Linked DNA regions of Mus musculus: region 2 is linked to region 1. The links are chromatin loops, found by intact Hi-C in ENCODE. Cell type or tissue: heart. All regions are shown on one strand.

Evidence for each region. Peaks named below come from ENCODE experiments on the same cell type or tissue, not always from the same donor. Only the 100,000 strongest peaks of a DNase experiment are listed, where the experiment ranks them.
Region 2: it touches region 1 in a loop (4-fold over the local background); 11 of 42 quality-filtered maps call a loop at or near these places.

Annotation. Positions count from the first base shown.
Region 1 is chr11:68,801,542-68,809,541 of GRCm38, reverse strand. Myh10 (myosin, heavy polypeptide 10, non-muscle) reads right to left here. Exons shown (of 41, transcript NM_175260.2): 30 at 7,813-7,965; 31 at 7,186-7,434; 32 at 6,490-6,702; 33 at 4,703-4,915; 34 at 2,256-2,417; 35 at 621-749. Among named protein-coding and RNA genes, the nearest start is that of Ndel1, 48 kb to the left of the region's middle. In heart, a CTCF peak has its summit at 4,182 (motif pointing right); no DNase peak of the experiment used is centred here.
Region 2 is chr11:68,582,139-68,590,138 of GRCm38, reverse strand. Ccdc42 (coiled-coil domain containing 42) reads right to left here and starts at 3,102. Exons shown (of 7, transcript NM_177779.3): 1 at 2,842-3,102; 2 at 2,397-2,502; 3 at 1,858-1,962. The coding sequence starts at 2,924. Ccdc42os (coiled-coil domain containing 42, opposite strand) reads left to right here and starts at 3,182. Exons shown (of 2, transcript NR_155283.1): 1 at 3,182-4,203; 2 at 6,563-6,875. In heart, CTCF peaks have their summits at 524 (motif pointing right) and 4,001 (motif pointing left); DNase peaks (open chromatin) are centred at 538 and 5,848; H3K27ac peaks cover 2,081 bases.

The DNA of each region.
Region 1 (8,000 bases):
TAAAATAGAAAATATGAAAGGACTAAAAGCTGGCACTCAGGCTAAGCCTGGGCTCGGCTCCATGTCTGGTCCAGTTTTCATTTCTCAGCCTCTCCCGGACTGACAGGGTCTCAGCAGCGGCTGTAGCCTGTGCTGGTGAGTTCTCATGGCAACTGTTGTCCAGCCAACATTTCAGGTCATTATCTTTTGAGAAAATCTGGAAAATGTATAGAGAGAAATGCACTCTAGGTGCCTTATTACTTGGGTAGGATTCTGTCCTGCCTGCTACGTATGATGGAGACCTTCGTAAAGGATGAGTGAAAAGTGCTTGTTTTAAGATGTTCCGCTCCAGAATTCAACGGAACCTGCCGCTCTTTCTGTAAGGGGACAGCACTCCTGTGTGAGACAACATCCCTCCCTGGGCAGGCCTCACCCATCCCACCCCTTTCCCTCAGGGGAGCATTCTAGAAGGCTGTCTTACTAATGAGCTGTTGTGCCGTTAGCCAGGTAAAAGAATATGCACAAGCAAGCAACAGAGCGCTCGCTCGCTAGCAGGGGTGCTGAACTGAAATCACACCATCAAGGCCATAAAACACATTTCCTGTAGTCTCAGAGCGACTCTAAGGACAAAGCAAAGATACCTCTTGCAGCTGAAGAATTTCTGCTTCTAGACTCTTCAGTTTCTTTTCACTTTCTTTGGATTGAGCAAAAATCTCATCTCTAGATGCTCGAGCCTCTTCTAGTTCACGCTGGTAATCCTTCATCTGTGCCTGAGGTTAAATAAGAAAGGCCTTTCAGGGAGTGACGTTTATTCTCAGAATTGCACAAATGCATTCACACAACTGTATCACTTAGTTAGCTACAGTAGTGGCATCTGATATAATCACCTTTTCATTATAAAAATTCAACCAGCTATGAAGAAAATGAAGCTTTAATGTATGTTTCCCCCGACAGACAGATCATCAAATAGGGATGTCCAACCTCAGTCTCTACTTAATCCTGAAGTTCAAAGGGCGAGAGGCGAGCTGTGAGAGTCGCTGCTACACAAACATGAAGGTAAAGTTTGGATTCCCAGCACCCACAAAAGCTGGCTGAGCCTGGAGTCCCCGGGCTGGGGAACAGACAGGAGGATCTCTGTGGCCTGCTGGCCAGACATCTCCTGGCTGCATCTGAACTCCAGCTTCAGTGACAGGCACTGGAGAAACGAGCTAGAGCATGACTGAGGAGGACGGAGAGTGTGATTAGAGCTGAGAGTCCAACTCAGGATAAGCATCCCAAAGCAAAAGGACACAGATTCTGTGACCTGGGAATATCTGATAAACAGCTATTAAACACATTCAGCATTATATTTTTGTAATGAGTAATATTTTTTGTAATTATCAAGTCAAAATAAAAGTTTGAATTCAGCTTCAAAAATTTAAAATTTTGTATGTGTGTGTGTGTTTAGCCAGTTTGTATGCCGATGCACCACGAATGCAGTACCCACGGAGGCCAGTAGAGGGCAGCACGAGAGCCACCATGCAGTGGGTGCTGGGACCCAACCTGGGTTGGTCCTGGGCAAGAGCAGCAAGTGCTCTTCTAAGGTCAGCCATCGCCAGCTTTAGAGAGCACACAAAAGTGGACCCTCTGCTCCTAACCCTGCGGCTGTGCATGTGTGCAGCTCTGAGCAAATCACCACTGCCATCTCCTTCATCCTGGGGCTGTTCATGCACAGTCCTGCCTTGGCTAAGATGTTGAATGGATGCATGAAGATGTAGAATTATGAAGTTAAAGGAAAGATTTTTCTGAAGTTTTGGTCACAGTTTACACCTCTTTCCTTTCCCATCAGTGCCTACACCCAGCCAGGAAGAGCAGGGTCAGCCCACACCGTACTTTATCATGCATACCGCTCCTCTTCTCAGCGAGGCTATAGAACTGTATCATCCAGGTAGCAAGAGTGATGCTTGCAGCTGTCTGAAAATTACATTCCCAGCAGTGCAGGAGGAAAGGGACACCACTTCCCTTTGGAGACAGAGCTAGACAGTGAAGTTGTTGCTAAGGGCATTTAGGGGCACAGGACCAGATTCCAGCAAGGACACTCCTCCTGGCCACCATCCCCAGCTCTGACTCAAAAGAAAACCCAGTAACCTAGGGGACAGCTGCTCTGGTCCTCATCATGACAGTGGCTCGGTGACAAGGTGACAGTTGGGTGCTGCATGGTCTTCCAGCTTCAGTTTCATCTTGGTTCCAGTAAGGCTATGTGGCCTGTCCCACCAAGGTAAGCCTGCCATCCCTACCTGAAGTTTGCGAAGCTGCTTGATCACTTCATCCCGGGCTTTGTTCGCAGCCTCGATCTGAGCCTCCAGGTCCTTCAGGTCTATCTCCATCTTCTTCTTTGACGCCACAGCCAGTGCCCGCTGTTTCCGCTCATCCTCCAGCTCTGCCTCGAGCTCCCGCACCTGAAGGACAGTGTTGGATTACGTTATCCTGGGCTCTTGATACTTTGGCTAGGGGAGCTTGTCACTTTGCAGAGGTCCCTGTTACCAACAAGTCCCTATGTCTTATTAGCAGGTCTGGGCTTAGTTCAGAAGGTCTTGGAAACCACCCCATGGGAGAGGCCACGCCTGCTGGTAGCACTAGGGGACCCAAGAGGGAAGACCTTAGGCTCACAGTCCAGGTGACTGAGTCAGAAAGATAGGAAGCAGAGGATAATGATTTAACAAACAGGAAAGACGCCTGGAGCACAGGGCAGCAGTCCAGAGGCCAGGGGAACAGGCTCAACCCTAACCCTAACCGTGTCCTGGAGCGAGGGAGCTAGGCCTGACTTATGTGTCTGGGATCCATGCTGCAGAGCTAGGCTCGCTCAGGTTTTGGGCTTCAGACCAGGCAGAAGCCCCACTTGATAGACCAGCAAAGGGAAGCTAGCAGCTGAGGCCACAGGAAAGCTTTAGAGCACACAGCACACAGGAGGAGAGGAAGATACACAGACAAACGTGAGCTGGGGTAGAGCAACACACCCCATCCCCCATGGCCACTCATTCTGGGGTGTTCTTGACGCTTTAGCTGTACCACAGGACAGGATGGCACAGTCCTGGTTACTTGTACCCTTGTGTGAGGCAGAGGGGGTGGGTGGGAGAGGAGAAGCGGGTGTGTGTGTGTGTGTGTTTATCATTTCAGTCCAACCCTAATGCCTGTACTAACAATGAACTAAAACTGTCCAGACTGGGAGCTGTGCCGTGAGCTTCCTGGTCTGTCCTGCATTTCCATTCATCCAGGAAAAACTCCCATGTATGTAGGTGCCCTAGGTGATCTTGCAGTGGGGGCTCTGAGCAGATAGATCACTTGTCATGAACTGGCAAAGTGGGAAGGGAGGTGCTCTTTGAGTGACACCAAGAAGCCTAAGGGGGGGTCTTCTCCAAGGGGAGACCATGGATCTGTTGCACCTGCTCCTGCAGACGACCAGGAGGAGGAAGGGACAGATGGTTGCTTCCACTGTGGTGAGTCTCCGCACCTGACTGTATGCTGCAGATCTGGCTCTGCTGCGCTTGGGATAAGGAGGCTCTTTAGGTATGGAAACTGCCCTGAGGTTCTTCAGTGTGCTTTAAATACATCTATCAGTTCTTGGAAAATTGTCCTTGAAGAGGTCCTGTGTGTGGGCTGAACTTGGGACTCACTTCTAGAGAAGAGGACGAGAGGGATGAACTGTAAAGGCACAGCTCTCGCTGGCTTCCCTGGGCCTTTTGCTCTTGGGCAGGTGGCCTCCACAGGGCATGCGAGCAGCCTTCAGCCAGGCTGCTAACAAGTGCTGAGGTTCCTGTCCATGCTGGGAGGGTGAGCGCATGCGTCACCTCCTCCAGCCCAACCCAGGCCACCCCACAGAAACGGGACGCCAGAAATGTGGCTTTAACTCACTACGTTTGGCGTAAGTTAGTCAACAATAAAGAATGAATCAAGTTAATGTTAGTGAAACAAAAGTAGTAAAATAAAATTAAATATAAATCAAGACTGGTTTCCATGAACTCCAAGGGACACTCAAAGTATCCAAAATCACTTTCAAAGCACACGCACACACACACACACACACACACACACACACACACACACACACACACATACCTCAGAAACATCAACCACAAATTTCCTTAAGATCTATTTATTTAAATATTTTGAGCGTTCTGTCTATATTTAATATGACATGCATGCCTAGCTGAAGGCCAGAAGAGGGCATCAGATCCCATTAGAGATGGCTGTGAGCCACCATGTGGGCTGGAAACTGAACTCACGACCTCTGAAAGAGCAGCCAGTGCTCTGAACCACTGAGCCATCTCTCCAGACCAATCGTGAGATTCTTTTTAGGTTTAAAAAATGTAATATAAGCCAGGCACTTGGAATTAAACTCTGAGTTTGAGTACATAGAGAAGAAACCAATCAACCAACCAAACATACACTCACAAAATTAACTATCAACCCTTTTCTTTCTCTTCTAAGGAGCCCTTTAAGGGTGGGTGACTTAAGGAGGCCATGACATCTGAGTGATGGGAATCTGCAGTGTCCCCCCATCTGCTGGGCAGGTGGGTCCCTATTCTTAGACCCTGAGTGCTCTCATGGCTTCCCTTTGATGGACAGACAGCCTGGCTAGGCAGCAGTGATGTTGGAGAGAGACTATCTAAACCCCTTACTGCCAGACTCAGCCTTTCCTCCTGCTAGTGCTTCCCAGGGCACGGCAGAGCCTCCCTCCACCCACCTGCTTAAGCAGCAGCCGCTTCTTTTCTTCATTCTGCTCATCTCGGGTTTGCAGGTCCCTCTCAAACTGGGCCTTCATGGCCTGCATGTTGACTTCCAGGCGGAGCTTGGCATCCTCAGTGGCCTGCAGCTCGTCCTCCAGCTCCTCCAGCTGGGTCCGCATCTCCTCCACCTGCTGCTCCAAGGCTCGCTTGGATTTCTCAAGCTCGTGGACCTAAGGCAAGGAAGCGTCAGGGCTGGTGAGCAGAGATGTGACCTAATCTCGCAGTTCTGTGGTCACACGTGTTTTAATCACCCGACTCGCGTGACAGAGCTCTGAAGCTAAAGCACAGTCACGGCGCCTGCTGTGTGAGCCTCAGAAGAGATCACTCACAATGGGAAGGCTCTCGAGCAGCCTGCCACAGAGGCAGTCTGAAAAGCAGGGCCTGGCCATGAGGTCTGACCTCTCTCTGAACACAGTCTCCACCAAGATGAGCCTTCTGAGACTGGCAGTGTACTGAGGTCCTCTACCTCCTATCCCAACTAACCGCCTGACCTCCTGAAGCAGACCTATGTGCTGTTAGCTTGGCAGGGGCAAGCCACAGAACTTAGGAAGGTCCATTTGCTAAGTAGTGTTTGGTAACTCAGCAGTCACCATGAGTGTGAGAATGTTGATGACTAGAGAAAATGACTATAGAACCACTACAGTCTTCTCTTCACTTTTACATGGTTGGATCTATCCTGGCTATGCTCTTCTTGGCCATGGAGCTGTACGCAGAAGGCCCGGCAGGATGAGGATGGTCTTCCATCACCTATGATATGGTCAGATGGCTTGGATCCATGCAGACCACACCTCTTTATGGTTGTTTCCACACTTCTCAAAACCAACAAAACAGGTCTTGGCTACAAAGTGCATGGGGTAACAACAGGAGAAGCAGGGCACGGTGATGCAGAGGCTGGTGGGCTCTATGAGTTCAAGGCTAGCGCTGGCTGGTCTACAAAGTGAGTTCTAGGACAGCCAGGGCTATTACACAGAGAAGCTCTGTCTCAAAACCCCAAAATAATGCAAGCTAGGAGAAGAGCCCAGGGGAACGTCATCTTTGATTTGCAGGTCTGGATTTACTCTGCAGCTCTCTGCTGGTCAGATACTAAGGGAGGGTGCAGGGTGAGGAACTAGCATGGGGACTCTGGAGAAGGCATGCCTGTGAGAGCACACAGAAATCTCTAAACTGCAAGTCTGACAACTACCCATACCCTGAAGGCCAGCACTCAGGTCTCACAGGGAAGGCTGGGTGGGGAGTGGAAGAAATGTGCTTCAGTTCCCACAAACCTCTTTTTTCCAGGGGATCTTGGAATATCTAGGTTTGCAACCACTGATATTGTAGATGCCCATGTTGAGAGGTGCCTGACAGGATGAACTGGGGCAGGAAGGGCCAGGGTAAGGTTCAACATCTGGCTACCTGCTAGGGTTGCTGCAAGAATTCCACAAATGGGGTCTGGGGAGATTGTCTCAGCGGTAGAGAACACTGAGTGCCCTTGTGGAGGACCTGGTTTCAATTTGCAGCCCACATGGCAGCTCACAAACACCTGTAAGTCTAGTTCCAAGGGATCCAATGCCCTCTTCTGCTCTCAAGGGCATTGGGCATGTGTACGGCACATGGACATACCTGCAGATTTCCACATGTATCTTGGCTCAGGTGAATGAGAGCAGATTGGCCCCTATCTGCCTCCAGGACAGGGCTCGAGTTGGCTCTGCTCTGGGCCTGTGTCCCAGGCCCTTTCTGTCCCTTGCAACTACAGGTGACTTACGTTCTTCCCCACATCGTCTTTAGAGCTCATCAGGTCTTCCATGTCTGCTCGAAGCTGCTTGTTCTGCCTCTCGAATTCCTCCTTCGCCTCCAAGGCCTCCTCAAGGGCCCGCGCCAGGGAGAGCGCTTTGGTTTCTTTCTCTCTGGCCTCAGCTTCAGCCCGGTCCCGCTCTTCTGCATAGCGAGCAGAGATGCCCTTTTCTTCTGCCAACAGCTGTGTGAGAGCAGAGCACAGTGAAAATGCCACTCACTGAGTCTAAGAACACAGCAGGCTGACCATCCATCCATATGTCCCCAAGGCTCTCTGAGAGCCAACAGTGCCACAACTGGAAAATTCCAATCTGCCCTCATAGGATAGGTCACAGTCAAAACACAAAACGTTGTACAGGCTGTAAGTACAGGCTTATGTGAAACATGAATGAATTTTAGGTTGACACTTGGGTCCTGTCCACAGCATGTCATTATACAGACACACATGTTCCCAAACGAGACATTGTCAAGCCCGAGACTGCTCGTCCTAAGAACTCTGTGCAGGACTCACAGGCGTCCCCCACACACTTCCTTTTTATGCATTCTGAACACTGTATAAATATGTATTGCATTTAAATAAGAAAAGGTTGTCTTAAACCAAACCCAAAACCCAAGTGAGCCTTGTCAGGATGGGGAACCTAAGGGCCGGGGACAGGCAACCCCTCACCTGGTCGAACTTCTTCTGTTTCTTCTCCAAGTTGGAGACGATCTGGCGCTGGTGGTCCAGGTCCACCGTCAGGTCATCCAGTTCTTGTTGCAGCCGGTTCTTGGTCTTCTCCAGCTTGTCATACGCCAGGACCTTCTCCTCCAGCCGCTGGCTCAGCGCCTCCACATCCTTGAGCAGTTTCTTTTTGGCTTCCTCCAAACTCTCGATTGTCCCCAGGTCATCGTCCACTTTCTTCTTGGTGTCAGCCAGCTGGGTTTGGGGTAAGGAGGCAAGGGTCAGATAACAACTCGTCTGACTTTTGCATTTCAAGAATAAACACTTGTTTCCAATATTATAAACCAGCATGGGATGATTTTAACACAAGCCCTGGAGTGGAAGGAACCCTTAGCTAAGCTGTAAAATGGCAGCTGTATTGGCATCCCATGAAGCCACGCTCTGTCTGTAAGGTGGTGAAGTTATAAAGAGGACATCAGTGTTTGACTGGGTCAAAGGAAGAAAAACCATGTAACGAGCTTAATTTAGTTCAACCCAATTAACTGTCCCACATGCAGAGACAGAGTCCCTGTGGCCAGGCTGCACTGTCCCTGCATACATCTAGGGCACCGCTGCTCCCCAGATGACACACACCTGGGACTGCAGAGCCAACACCTGCTTCTCCAGGTTCTTCCTGGCCTCCTCCTCCTCCTCCTGCTGCTCCTGAAGGCTGTTCTTCTCCTCCTCCAGCTGCCGGATCCGACTGCTCAGGTTCAGTTTCTGCCGTGTCTCTTCCTGAAGGAGCTCCTGTGTGGTTAAGAGTGGGTGTCTAGGTTACCTGC
Region 2 (8,000 bases), 220 kb after region 1:
GACCCTGCCTCTTCTTTCTGCAGCATCAGGACCAGTGCAAGTCAACCCCTTGCACTTGACCAGGTGTCACCAGGTGTCTCTTTTCTCCTGTCATGGGCCCCCATGATTCCTCATGGATGAACAAGGATAGTGGGGACATTTAGGGGGGATGGAGAGACGCACCAGATATGTGCCCTGCTCCAAAGCACCAGAGAGGCCCGGGGAATCCCAAATCAGTCATATATGAATCACCTAGAAAGTTTTTAAACACCTATAGGTGTCTGGTCTCAACCTGAGACCTGCTAGAGGCAGAAGAAGGAAGAAGTTACCAGCGTCTGTATTTGTGAAGAGTACCATGAGATTCCACAGCTTCTGACTTCCTGGAAGTCATTTGGAGAGTCCTTCACTCTCAGACTTCCTGTCCTCTTCAATACTCCATCAACTTTGCTCTGGTCCAGGAGGACTGTATCTCAGAACACTGACATCCCTGCTCTGCCCAGTTGTGCATAGAATGAGGGACCTTACAAGTAGGGTTCCTCCAGGAGAGGGCAGCAGTGAGCCCTCCTTGCAACAGCTCCCAACTCCTCAGGACTTCTCTACTGCTGGTCCTGGAGCATTGCTGGCCAACAAGTCTGAGTGAGGCTTTTGTTTTGTTTACATTGTTATTTATTTTTGTGTATGCACGTGTATGCCTGTGAACATGCTTCAGTGCACGCCCAGAGATCAGAGGAAAACTCGGGGGGAGTCAATTCTCTTTTTTTTCTAACATGCAAGTACGTCCCAGGGGGTCTAGCTCAGGCTCTCAGCATTGGCGGTAAGTGCTTTCACCTACGGAGCCATCTTGCCAGCTCAAATCATTCCTCTAAGTACTGATGAAGAGGGCCATCCTCTGAGCCAAACTGCTGTCATCTCTAGGGCCCAGCCACAGAAGATCCATCACAGCTGGGCTGGCTGACTGTTGGTGCTCCCTCATTGTAAGGGGTGGGGAAGGACCAGGGGACCCTCACTTGAGTCCTCAGCCACTCCTTCCAACCAGTTGGATGCAAGTGTGCCTTAGTTGCGTGTGTCCCTAGTGTCTCTGGGAGGCGTTAGAGTGTACCTGGAGAACAAGTACCTGGAGAAGGTGGTGGAGAATTCTGAGGTGGGTCCCAGGGCTGGAGGCGCCACACCACTGGGCCCTTTGTCAGAACCCTTCAAGTTAATGGAATAGAGTTCAGCTCCAGCTTCCCTATAGGTGGGGAAGAACTAGGGGAGAGGCGACATCTATGTAAGCATGGAAGCCATCATCCGCGCTGTACAAATCTTCCAGTGTGGCTGCTTTAGCACACTTTCGCACACATTCTTGCTCCTGCTTATCACTACCCATTTGTACTCATTGGTTCCTCCAGATCACTGAGATCTTAGAAGGAAGAAAGGGGGCATTGCTTAACTCCCTAACCCAAGGTCAAGATTCTTGAGTCTCTTACTAGTCTTTTTGTTTCATGGTCCTTCATTGCAATGGTTTCCTGCCTTCATCTGTCCCTTGCTTTCAATGCAAGGACAAAGAGGGAGGGATACAGTGAGGGAGTGACCAAGCCCCTGACTCACTTCTGTATCCATCAGATCCACTCGTCCACCCAGCCACCTGGGTACTGGCAAGGAAACAGGAAAGGGTCAAGTAGAGAGAAGAGACTGGCAGGTAAACGGGACATCTCAGATAGAGGTAGATAGAATATAGAAGATGCCTGGGAAAGATCAGGCACTCCTGGACCAGGGAAGACACCTTTAATCCCGGAGGTCGGGAGCGTGGGGAGCCCACAAAGTCAAGTAGAGGGGAAGAACCACCTGGCCCAGTGCAGTGTAAAGTCTCTGCCTTCTGCAGGTCACCCCACTTCATACCTGGATGAATTGCTCGAACTTCTGGATATGGGCCTTCAGCTGCTCTTCCTTAATACCTAGTTCTTCCCAGCGCAAGTTCAGCGTTTCCATTCTCCGTTGGAATGCCTGTAGGGCATGTGAGAAGGTGAAAGTCAGAGAGCCAGCCACCTGACATGGGCTCTCAGAAAGAGTCTAACATCATTTGCCCAAAGTGTTTTTTTATCCTTTAGCCTGGGGGGCTCTTGGAACGCTGATGATGTAGCTCAGTGGAAAAGAAGTCGCTAGGAGTTAAATCCCCAACTCTTCAAATGAAACGTAGTTACAGAAGGACTTGTAGTTTGCACTCTCTATCCTGTACAGAGATCCTAGTATAGTATCCCATGACCCTAGTTCCCCCAAGACTCAGACCCTTTCTGTTCTTTGTGGAGGAAAGAGTCCAGAACCAGTTGTAGCCACCCTACCCCCAAAGCGAGGGCCCACCATCCATTAACCTCGAGCCTCAGCCAATCCATTCCCTACCCTGAACCCCTACCCTTATCACCCCCAACTCCCCACCTCACCTCCTTCTTATGTTCCATGGCCTCCTGCATGATCTTGGCCTCTTTCTTCTTCTCCAGGAGCTGGATAGATGGGGAGTCTGACTGCTCCTCAACATTTGGGAACTTCCTGCCCGAGAACAACGAAAAGGGAACAGGACCCTCTGAGAGGCAGGAGCAGGATCGGGTAGGGAGCACCTCAGAGATGGATGCCCATGGGAAGGAAAAGAGGTCTCCACTCTCACCTTAATGAAAGGAGCTGTGTGAGAAGAGAGAGATCTACGAGGGCTTTTTGGGGGCGATTGAGTGATGGGGGCCCAGAGTCAGGGTGGAGTTGGGTCATGGGGTAAGGCAATTAGGAGCACTGGGCTGTAGGAGAGGAAAGACCTGGCAGCAGAGCATCATCATGAGGGTAAGAGTGGTCCCAAGCTCAGAGGCGAGACAGACAGGCTATATACCAAGCACTTACTGCAGCAGTTGAAGCAGCCGCTCCCCATACTGTAGCCGGAAGTATTCGGCCAAGTCCTCCTCTTCCATCATGCCCAAACTCATGGTGGCAGCTACCTAACAGCCCCGGTGGCCTACTTTTCAAAGTGAAATGGTGAGTGACAGTGCCACAGGGCACTCAGGGGTTAGTGGCTGGATTCTCGGTCTCCTCTCCTCCTGCTGCTTTCAAAGTCCCACAGAGAGTGGGTAGCTGAGAGACACAGCAGAAACCAGCTAGAGGCTGCTTTAGTATGTTGTGCTCTTGCGGTGATAGGAGATCTGGTTACCTAGCAACAAGCTGCCTGGTTCTGAGGCACCCACGGTTTGCCCTCTAACCTATGAACCCACTAACTCCCCACCCACCTCTCTCTTTGTTTTGTTTTCAAGATAGGGTTTCTTTGTGTAATCCTGGCTGTCCTGGAAATCACTCTGTAGACCAGGCTGGCCTTGGACTCAGAAATCTGCCTGCCTCTGCTGCCTGAGTGCTGTGAGGAAAGGTGTATATCACCACTGCCCGGCTAACCTCACTCACTTGAGGTGGCCTCTCTGTTCCCGAGGGCACCTTTCAGGAACTCTGATTACGTTACCAGTTGCTCCTTTACCGGGTAGGGAGGCAGGGTATGACCATTTGCCACAGAGAATGAAAGCCTGACAGAGGAGTCCGATCTGTGAAGCTGACTCCCGGGCACCTCTTTCCTAGGGTTAGGTGAGGGGGAAGACGAGATTGGGTGGCAGATGGATGGTAAAGAGCAAAAGCAGCAGAGAGACGACCAGGGACAGGGAGAGGTGGACAGAGAAGTGTGAAAAGTGGGGAAATGATGAGACGCATTAGAACAAAGTAGTGGGCCAAAGAGATGTAGGGGCATACAGCTCCTGGCCGCTTGGAAAGGGACCAAGGCAAGGCAAGGTCCCTTTATTATAAGACGGAGTTTATTAAGTACAGATAAAATACTCTTTTGAGCTATAAGTGCAGGTGTGGTGGGTAATGGAATAGGTCCCTTGTTTAAATGGTTTACCTCTTATGGCTGCCTTCCTCCATTCCAGAGGACACATGCATATTTAAATACTTATTTGACTTGAGGTTAAAGCTGTGTACGGTTGGGTCCCTGGGTGAAACAGCACTATAGTGACCTCTGCTGGCACTAGGCCCTGGGTGCTGACCCCTCCCTGCCCTTCCTCCCAGCGGGCTGAGGTAGGATTGCTGGGGGTCTCTGGCTGGAGCCAAGGACAGAGCTTGCAGGCTAAATTGTGGGTCACCTGGCATGCTGCTTCCTCTAGCTCTCCAAATCCCTGTTGTGAGGAAGAGAGTGTCCTGCTCGTGTTTCACCTTTGGTCTCTCCTCAAGGTACAGAAAAAAGCCCACCCACTCTGATCTCACCCATCTATCCCCTCATCACCCCCAGCCCACCGTAAATCCCTAATCCCAACTCCAGATATAGACCCAGCAAAATGACAATAAGGCAAATTATTTCTAAGTTTCACAAAAGGTGTGTGTGTGTGTTCTTTATCCAGTTAATTTGTGTGATGGTTTGTATATGCTTGGGGTAGAAAGTGTCACTATTAGGAAGTGTGACCTTATTGGAGTAGGTGTGTCACCTTGGACATGGGCTTTAATACCCTTGTCCTAGCTACCTGGAAGCCAGTCTTCTAGCAGCCTGCAGATGAAGATGTAGAACTCTCAGCTCCTCCTGCACCTTGCCTGCCTGGGCTCTGCCATGCCCCTGCCTTGATGATGCTGGACTGAACCTCTGAACCTGTGAACCAGCCCCAATGAAATGTCCTTAGGAGAGTTGCCTTGGCCATGGTGTCTGTTCACATCAGTAAAAACCCTAACTAGGACAGTTTGACACCATCCATTAGGGATGTCTCTATGCCCTCCACTTCTTACCTCACGTGATAGCTCGGTTTGGAGGGGCCAAGTGATGCTGCTGCCCTTAAAGAAGTAGAGTCATCTGCTCCTGGAATCACCTGTTATTCTGGCACCTAAGACACGTCCGTGCTTGCCTGTCAGTCAAATCACTGAGTCAGGGCCTGGGTGGTCCACACAGAACTTGAGACACCTCTCCTTCCCGTTCAGCCCCTTGGGAAGAATTCAAAGCTCTTTATGTTGTTTCCCATGGTACCTTATGTGAGTCAGTCTAGATTCCAGTCACTGACTATTATCTTGGAGGGCTGGCAGGGGGTGGGGGTGGGATGGGGTAGTTACTGTCTTTCCAGGCATTAGGGAGCCAGTCTTGTACTCTCAGCTCCGTTCTTCCTCTGTGACCTGCACACTGTCTTACAGAACTTCTCTCCACCTTCATCTTTATTCCTGGTCTTCTCCTTACCACCGCCCACAGCCCTCCTTTGCCTTGCTGTTTGCCTCCGAGGTAAAATTTATTCCGTTTAAGTTAATGATGGAATGGGTTTTGGATGCTGGAAGCCAATAGGGATGTTTTGCTTTCTGTCCCGTTTCGTTATCTTCTGAGACTGTTATCTGCTTCAAAGAAGGAAGGGAGGTCTGGGATACACATCCTTGGGGTACAGGGATTGCCTAACACACACAGGAGTCTGGCTTTGACCCACAACACTTATAGGAAAAGGGGAGAAAAAAACAGCAGAAAATAAAAGATATAGGTTAATATCCTGAAAGCAGCGGTTCTCAACCTATGGGTCATGACCCTGTAGGGGGTTGAGCAGCTCTTTCATTAGGGGGTCCCCTAAGACCATCCTGCATATCAGATATTTACATTATGACTCATAACAGTAGCAACATTACAGTTAGCAACAAAAATGATTTTATGGTTGTGAGCCAACACAGCATAAGGGATTATATTAAAGGGTCGAAGCATTAGGAAGGTTGAGAACCACTGCTTGAATGTGTTATCCTGGAACAGCACTGGGTATACAAGCTCCCAGGTGTCCTGGGAGATGCCCCTTCCAGCAGTGACTAAGGGTCCAAACCCCTTGGATCTTGTTCTCCACTGTACTTGCCTAGACCGGCCAGATCACTGCTGAAGGGAACAAGAAAACACAAAGAGGCTCCACTGCCAAAACTCCTTCACCTCTGACAGCTTCAAGCTGGCTACCATTTTGCTGCGTTTCCGAGAAAAATTAAATAACTTTGAAAAGCATACAAACAATCTGTGCCTTCCCTTTTCTGAGGCCTGAAAGGGTGTTTGAAGGTAAGCGGAGAGCAACGCTTAAGAAGAAGCCCAATGGCAGACAAAGGAAGAAAATAGGCCAACCATATCTCCTATGCAGGGATCCTAGCAGCCGCATTAGCAAATTTAATTTAGTTCACACAGTCTCCCGCCTCTCCTGGGAGAGTGTCTTCCACATGGTGGCCACATCTCTAAGACCCTTCCAGAGTGCAGCTCTCAAAATACATTTGCTGGGACCTCTGACTCAAAAGAGAAATTTGAATAGAATAACCAGGACCTGCATGCAAAAATCCTTAAATATTAGGAAATCTATTAATAAAAGTAATTCTATTGAAATTCTCAAGGGAAGAATTGAATTGTGATAGATAAAAGAGTCTGAACCCAAGAGATGATATTAACATTTGTGTCAAAGATATTCTTGCTAAACTTAGAGATTCGACAATCTCTTCACTGTCACCACAATCACTTCACATTGTTTTGAATGCTGTAGCTAGTGTGAAAATGACAAAAAAAAATTTAATTTTTCTTTTCTTTTCTGTTTTCTTTTTAACACAATGGCAGATGCTGTGATCACATACTATGAAGATTCAAGGGGATGGTTAATTCCAGTGATTTGAATTTAATGCGATGCTATGCAACTTACAGAAAGCATGAAGCTGATTTGTATGCACAGACGTGGGAGAAGTATGGGGACAAATGGAGTGACAGAAGCGAGCTGCAGCACGGCATGTCTAATAGGATGCAGCGTGTGCGCATGCGTGTGCCGGAGGCCAGGCTGGGGAAGGTTGTCCGCGGAGCTCTGGAGACAAGAATGACTTGGGGTGGGGAAGCCGTTTGGAACTTTTAAAAAAATATACTCTCCGTATCGTTTTTCTAAAAGTGTCTTGTATTGTTTCATTTTTTTTTCATAAGAACTATATATATTTTTTCTTTTGGTGTTTTCTCTCTCTCTCTCTCTCTCTCTCTCTCTCTCTCTCTCTCTCTCTCTCTCTCTCTCTCTCTCTCTCTCTCTCTCTGTCTCTCCAAGACAGGGTTTCTCTGTGTAGCCCTGACTGTCCTGGAACTCACTCTGTAGACTAGGTTGGCCTCGAACTCAGAGATCCACCTGCCTCTGCTTCCCAAGTGCTGGGATTAAAGGTGTGTGCCACCATGTCTGGCATAGCTCTTTGGTTCACATCTGGGGATCCACCATACTGTATTCCGATCATTTTACATCTCCATGCCTGGTGACAGAAAAATCTCTCCTCATCCTTGTGAAAACTTGACATCTCTGCTTTTTTCCCCTTCATCTCAGCCACTATGGTGGGTGTGAGGTGATACCTCACTGCAAAAACATGTTCCTTGTTTTCATTATGATGCTAATAGTGAATCTGTTCGATTATCAACTGCTTAGACAATGTAGATACAGCCAAACCTCTATTTATCCCGGTGTTGTGTTTCATAGGTGATCATGCACTCATTAAACATTTCTGTGCAGTGCTGCGGTGACCTGTAAAAGGTGACCAACTCTCCGTCTTTTTACACAAGAGTGGACCTGATTGACTCTGAAGAGTTTTGGCCTCTCCTGTCTGATCTGAAAGAAGTCTCATCTAAGGAGTAGAAATATAAGAGACTCAGAGGCATCCTGAACAAAGGCCATCTTTATGTAATGAATAGCACAGCAAATATGGTAACTACAGGGACTGTGGCGCTTACTCTTCATCATTTACTGGGGTCTCGCAAGGGAGAAACATGTCTTCTGCCTTTATTGGCTCAAAACAGCACGCAAGGGCTGGTGAGATGGCTCAGTGGGTAAGAGCACCTGACTGCTCTTCCAAAGGTCAGGAGTTCAAATCCCAGCAACCACATGGTGGCTCACAACCATCCGTAACAGGATCTGACTCCCTCTTCTGGAGTGTCTGAAGACAGCTACAATGTACTTACATATAATGAATAAATAAATCTTTAAAAAAAAAAAAAAAAAACAGCACGCAAGCCACAACCAGATATATACCCACAT